2 separate regions of the Homo sapiens genome follow, and region 2 is linked to region 1. Evidence: chromatin loops called from intact Hi-C (ENCODE). Cell type or tissue: B cell. All regions are shown on one strand. Links, peaks and the distances in the headings refer to the core of each region. The heading gives the core; the rest is flanking DNA. Region 1 overlaps AGFG2 (ArfGAP with FG repeats 2). Region 2 has its middle 5.0 kb from the start of EPO.

The links. Hi-C counts contacts between places; a loop is a spot of excess contacts. Peaks named below come from ENCODE experiments on the same cell type or tissue, not always from the same donor. Only the 100,000 strongest peaks of a DNase experiment are listed, where the experiment ranks them.
Region 2: a loop joins it to region 1, with 14 times the contacts of the local background. A loop is called at or near these places in 16 of 110 quality-filtered maps.

The regions. Positions count from the first base shown.
Region 1 is chr7:100,558,585-100,561,492 of GRCh38, forward strand. All of the region lies in intron 6 of AGFG2 (ArfGAP with FG repeats 2), which reads left to right. Among named protein-coding and RNA genes, the nearest start is that of SAP25, 14 kb to the right of the region's middle. RefSeq lists enhancers at 1,151-1,200, 1,471-1,520. In B cell, for the core only: CTCF peaks have their summits at 1,390 (motif pointing left) and 1,594; a DNase peak (open chromatin) is centred at 1,367.
Region 2 is chr7:100,724,030-100,726,937 of GRCh38, forward strand. No RefSeq gene overlaps it. Among named protein-coding and RNA genes, the nearest start is that of EPO, 5.0 kb to the left of the region's middle. RefSeq lists a silencer at 802-1,036 and an enhancer at 1,188-1,367. In B cell, for the core only: CTCF peaks have their summits at 1,445 (motif pointing left) and 1,646; DNase peaks (open chromatin) are centred at 1,412 and 1,704; H3K27me3 peaks cover 833 bases.

The DNA of each region.
Region 1 (2,908 bases), core at 214-2,713:
AGGCTGGGGTGTAGTGGCACAATCTCGGCTCACTGCAAACTCCGCCTCTCGGGTTCACGCTATTCTCCTGCCTCAGCCTCCTGAGTAGCTGGGGCCACAGGCACCCGCCACCACACCTGGCTAATTTTTTGTATTTTTAGTAGAGACAGGGTTTCACCGTAAAGACAGTTTTTGGGGCAGACTCAGAGAGAAGGAAGGGCTCAGCTCCACGGATGTCCCAAGCATTAAACCTTTTGTCCACTATCTGGCTGTCTCAAAAAGCAGTCAGTCACTGGGCGCAGTGGCTCATACCTGTAATCCCGGCACTTTGGGAGGCTGAGTGGGGTGCATCATTTGAGGTCAGAAGTTTGAAACCAGCCTGGCCTACATGGTGAAACCCCTCTCTACCAAAATACAAAAATTAGCCAGGCATGGTGGTGCGTGACTGTAGTCCCAGCTACTGGGGAGGCTGAGGCAGGAAGATTGCTTGAACCCGGGAGGCTGAGGTAGCAGTGAGCTGAGATTGCGCCACTGCACTCTGGGTGACAGAGCAAGACTCTGTCTCAAACAAAACAAAAACAGTCAATCTACAGCCAAACCCAGAGCCAAGGAACATTTCCGAGGATCCTGCCATTGTTGGGTGCCTTCATGCATTATGTCCATGAGGAAGGAAAGAGCTTCCCTTTGCAGGAAACTGGCTCAACTTGGCCCAGATCTAATGCTGATAATTGGCAGAACCGCTTCCCACTACACCATGATCATGCAGGTGTTCCCGTGAGTGTGACTTAGCTGTTGGGTGTGAACTGAGAGAGGAGATTTTGAGAGGTGGGTGTCTCTTCTGACAAACCTGCTTTTATTTTTATATTTCTGAGGGGGAGTATGGAGAGAGGGGTTTTCAAAACTGCTTCTCTCCCTCAAACTGTGATAAGGCAGGGTAGAAATCTAGCTGCGTGGTATAAGAAGCGCATGAAGGCCGGGTGTGGTGGCTCATGCCTGTAATCCCATCACTTGGGGAGGCTGAGGTGGGCAGATCACCTGAGCTCAGGAGTTTGAGACCAGCCTGGGCAACATGGCAAAACTTCATTTCTACCAAAAATACAAATAATTAGCTGGCCATAGTGGTGCGTGCCTGTAGTCCCAGCTACTCAGGAGGCTAAGGTGGGAGAATCAGCTGAGCCCTGAAGGTCGAGGCTGCAGTGAGCTGAGATCATGCCACTGCACTCCAGCCTGGGCAATTGGAATGAGACCCTGTCTCAAAAAAAAAAAAAAAAAGTGCATGAAATGAAAAGCAAACAGGAGTGCAGGTGTTTCTTGGGCCACCGCCTCCTTTGTGAGAATGCACCCTCTGTGCAAAGGGCCAACCCTGCCTGGGCTAGGGATGGTTCTGCCCCCTAGTGTCCACAGGGAGGCACAGCATGGCCTGCAGCCTCTCTCCCAGCCTGGTCCTCACTGGGTGAAGCTCCTGGAACATGCAGGACCACAGCAGCACAAAGAGTCAGCCATCCGAGGAAAGGGAGCCGTGCTTGCGTGGAAATTCCACATACTGTACTTGGAGGCAGGCAGGCAGGGAAAGGCCTCGGCTGGGAGAGTCAGTAGAGGATCCAACACCATGCTGCTGGCTTTTTTTTTTTTTTGGAAACAGTCTTGCCCTGTCGCCCAGGCTGGAGTGCAGTGGCTCAATCTTGGCTCACTGCAATCTTCCTCTTCCAGGTTCAAGTGATTCTGGTGCCTCAGCCTCCCGTGTAGTTGGGATTACAGGTATGCACCACCACGCCCAGCTTATTTTTGTGCTTTTAGTAGAGACAGGGTTTTGCCATGTTGGCCAGGCTTGTCTTAAACTCCTGACCTCAAGCGATCTGCTTGCCTCAGCCTCCCAAAGTGCTGGGATTACAGGTGTGAGCCACTGGGCCTGGCCCCACCCAGGTGGCTTTCTAGCCTGTCTTGCATCCTGTGGATTAGAAAGGATTGATGACCAAGTAAGCACAGTGGCATTGTAGCCTTGCCCAGGAGGAAGCTGGCAGCCAGCACTCATTCATCTAGAAAGCCCAGGCATTTAGGAAGGAGGTGGCAAAGGAGAGCACTGTCTTACAAGTGCCGACACTCAGTGAGAGGGAGCGGGGCTTCAGGACCTGGCAGCAGGTAGGCACTGGGCACTTCGTCTTCCCTACTAGATTCTCAGCTTCACCCATTTAGGGCCCGGGTCGCTGTTATTTATGCATAGTGCCTGGCATGTGGAAGATCTCCCTTTTTTTTTTTTTTTTTTTTTGAGACGGAGTCTCACTCTGTCGCCCAGGCTGGAGTGCAGTGATATGATCTCGGCTCACTGCAAACTCCACCTCCCGGGTTCACGCCATTCTCCTGCCTCAGCCTCCTGAGTAGTTGGAACTACAGGCACCCGCCACCATGCCTGGCTAATTTTTTTTTTTTTTGTATTTTTAGTAGAGACGGGGTTTCACCGTGTCAGCCAGGTTGGTCTTGATCTCCTGACCTCGTGATCCGCCCTCCTCGGCCTCCCAAAGTGCTAGGATTACAGGCATGAGCCACCACACCTGGCCAGATCTCCCTTTTTTTTTTTTTTTTGAGACGGAGTTTCGCTCTTATTGCCCAGGCTGGAGTGCAATGGTGTGATCCTAGCTCACTGCAACCTCCACTTCCCGGGTTCAAGTGATTCTCCTGCTTCAGCCTCCGAAGTAGCTGGGATTACAAGCACCTGCCACCATGCCTGGCTAATTTTTGTATTTTTAGTAGAGACAGGGTTTCACCATGTTGGCAAGGGTGGTCTCGAACTCCTGACCTCAAGTAATCTGCTCGCCTTGGCCTCTGAAAGTATTGGGATTACAGGCATGAACTGCCGCGTCCTGTCAATAAAGCCTCTTTCCATCTGGACCCTCCTTTTACATTCACAGCAGCCCAGTGTGGTCGATAGGGT
Region 2 (2,908 bases), core at 175-2,674, 170 kb after region 1:
GCTGGTAACAGCTGCCAACCCTGGTCACTGGCCCTTGTTAATTTCTGCCTCTTCTTTGGTCTCTTCGGCTGATGCCACACTCCCAGCATCAGCCTTCCGCCTCAATGCACATCCTCGCTAAGTCCAGCTGCCTCCTTTACTCACCTGGGGACTGTCACCATGAATACTCGCCTCTGAAATTCACAAAAGGGGCGGTACACACAGGTGCGGTTGGAGCCACCTCTATAAACAGCATCTGCTCGGGGACAAGGGCCACTCTAGGTGGTCCATTTATATATTTGTGATTTTGTTTGTTTGTTTGTTTTTAGTGACAGTGTCTTGCTCTGTTGCCCAGGCTGGAGTGCAGTGGTGCAATCATGGGTCACTGCAGCCTCAAACTCCTGGGCTCAAGCAATCCTCTAGTCCCAGCCTCATGAGTAGATGTGACTAAAGGCATGCATCGCCATGCCCTGCTAATTTTTAAATTATTTTTATCTTATTTTTTTTAGAGATGGGGTCTTGCTATGTTGCCCAGGCTGGTCTCAAACTCTGGGTTCAAGTGATCCTCCCTCCTTAGCCTCCCAAAGTGCTGGGATTATAGGTGTGAGCCATTGCGCCTGGTTTATTCCTTCTACCTAATCCCTACCTGCTCCTTTACTCCCCTGGGGTGGGGGACATGGAACAAATGAACTCTACTTCCACTCTTGATTTCTACTTCTCATTTTCCCCTTTACTCTGACCACAACTTCAGATTCCTTCTCAAAAATAATGCTTCAGCGGGAAAGGACCACTGAGGAGGGACCTGTGCAGACAGCAAAAGCTGTCATAAAACTGTATGGGAGGCCAGGCACGGTGGCTCATGCCTGTAATCCCAGCACTTTGGGAGGCTGAGGTGGGTGGATCATCTGAGGTCAGGTGTTTGAGACCAGCCTGGCCAACGTGGTGAAACCCCATGTCTACTAAAAATACAAAAAATTAGCCGGGTGTGGTGGTGGGCTCCTGTAATCCCAGCTATTCTGGAGGCTGAGGCAGGAGAATCACTGAACCTGGGAGGCGGAGGTTGCAGTGAGCCGAGGTCGTGCCACTGGACTCCAGCCTGGGCGACAAGAGCGAAACTCTGTCTCAAAAACAAAACAAAAACAAACAAACAAAAACAACTGTATGGGACCCCGATCCTGGTTGTTATCCCATATGTGAGGGCCGGTCTTTCTGCTTGTATCATCAACTGTAGAGAAGTCAGCCTGTGTTCCCCTGCACATATGCAAACGGGAGAGAATGTTTTGCAATCCGCAGCAGGAAAAATTACGGGAAGGTTTTGGAGGTTGGAGGGTACTTGACAGGTGTGTAGGGAGCGGGGCGGTAGGTGTGGAGCTGGGATGCGAGGAGTCGCCAAAGGGGAGGACCCAAGAGAATTTTCCCTCTGTTCTAACCGGCTCGTGGGCTACAGTGCCCTCTTCAGGTCTTACTAGGAACTGCTAGAGAAACCTACAAGCGATAGATCCTTAGGGCTCTGACCTTGTACATTTCTTTTCTTTTCTTTTCTTTTCTTTTTTTTCAATGGAGTCTCACTCTGTCACTCAGGCTGGAGTGCAGTGGCGCGATCTCGGCTCACTGCAACCTCCGCCTCCCGGGTTCAAGCGATTCTCCTGCCTCAGCCTCCCGAGTAGCTGGGACTACAGACGCCTGCTAACACACCTGGCTAATTTTTTGTATTTTTAGTAGAGATGGAGTTTCACCAGGTCGACCAGGCTGGTCTCAAACTCCTGAGCTCAGAGGATCCGCCCACCTCGGCCTCCCAAAGTGTTGGGTTTACAGGCGTGAGCCACCGCGCCCGGCTGTGACCTTGTACATTTCAATACACATTTATATTGTGGTTTCCACAGATGGCATTTGATTCTTGCACCAGGAATGCTGTGAGTCAGTAAAGGAGAAATCTCCCTCTTAGGCTGCTGACATCGGAGCTAAGAGGCTTGTTCTTAAGCCGAAGGAATCTGGCTAATAAGAGACTGAGCTAGAACCTGAGCACAGGATTTAGGACTCCTAATCCCAAAGGCTGTCCACCTCTTAGCCTGATTTGTAGTCTAAGGCTCAAACATCTCATCAATGAGCAACCCGCTTTTGCCTCCCTCCTCTCCGTCTGCAGGATTCAGGGTCACTGATCTTATTCCACAACTGTCTTCAGACTTCTCACTGCTTTCAGTTTCTAAAATATAATAAAAAAATAGTAATTTTCAACCAGATGTTGTGGCTCACGCCTGTAATCCCAGCACTTTGGGAGGCTGAGGTGGGAGGATCCCTTGAGCTCAGGAGTTTGAGACCACCCTGGGCAACATAGTGAGACCCCCATCTCTACAAAAAAATTTAAACATTAGCTGGATGTGGTGGCATGCAGCTGTAGTGCCAGCTACTCAGGAGGCTGAGGTGGGAGAATCACTCAAGCCTGGGAGGTTGAGGCTGCAGTGAGCTGTGATCACACCACTGCATTCTAGCCTGGGTGACAGAGCAAGATCCCATCCCCTCCCCCACAAAAAGAGTAGTTATCAAACCTGAACTGTCTGACCACTCCTGGGATGGATGTGAGAGGCAAGTACGTTAGAAACATTTAAAACATTTATTCCAAGTTTATAGAATGGCTACTGTGAACCAAGCCTTTGCACTAAGTGCTAGGAGACATGAAATGACACTCATAGCCCAGTGGCCAGTGGGCAGCCTCCTGGGGGCAAAAAAAGGCACACATTAATTCATTTTATTTTATTTATTTATTTTTTGAGACAGGGTCTTGTTGTGTCACCCAGGCTGGAGGGCAGTGGCACAATCTCAGCTCACTGCAACCTCCACCTCCTGGGTTCAAGCAATTCTTGTGCCTCAGCCTCCCGAGTAGCTGGGATTACAGGCACATGCCACCACACCCGGCTAGTTTGTGTGTGTG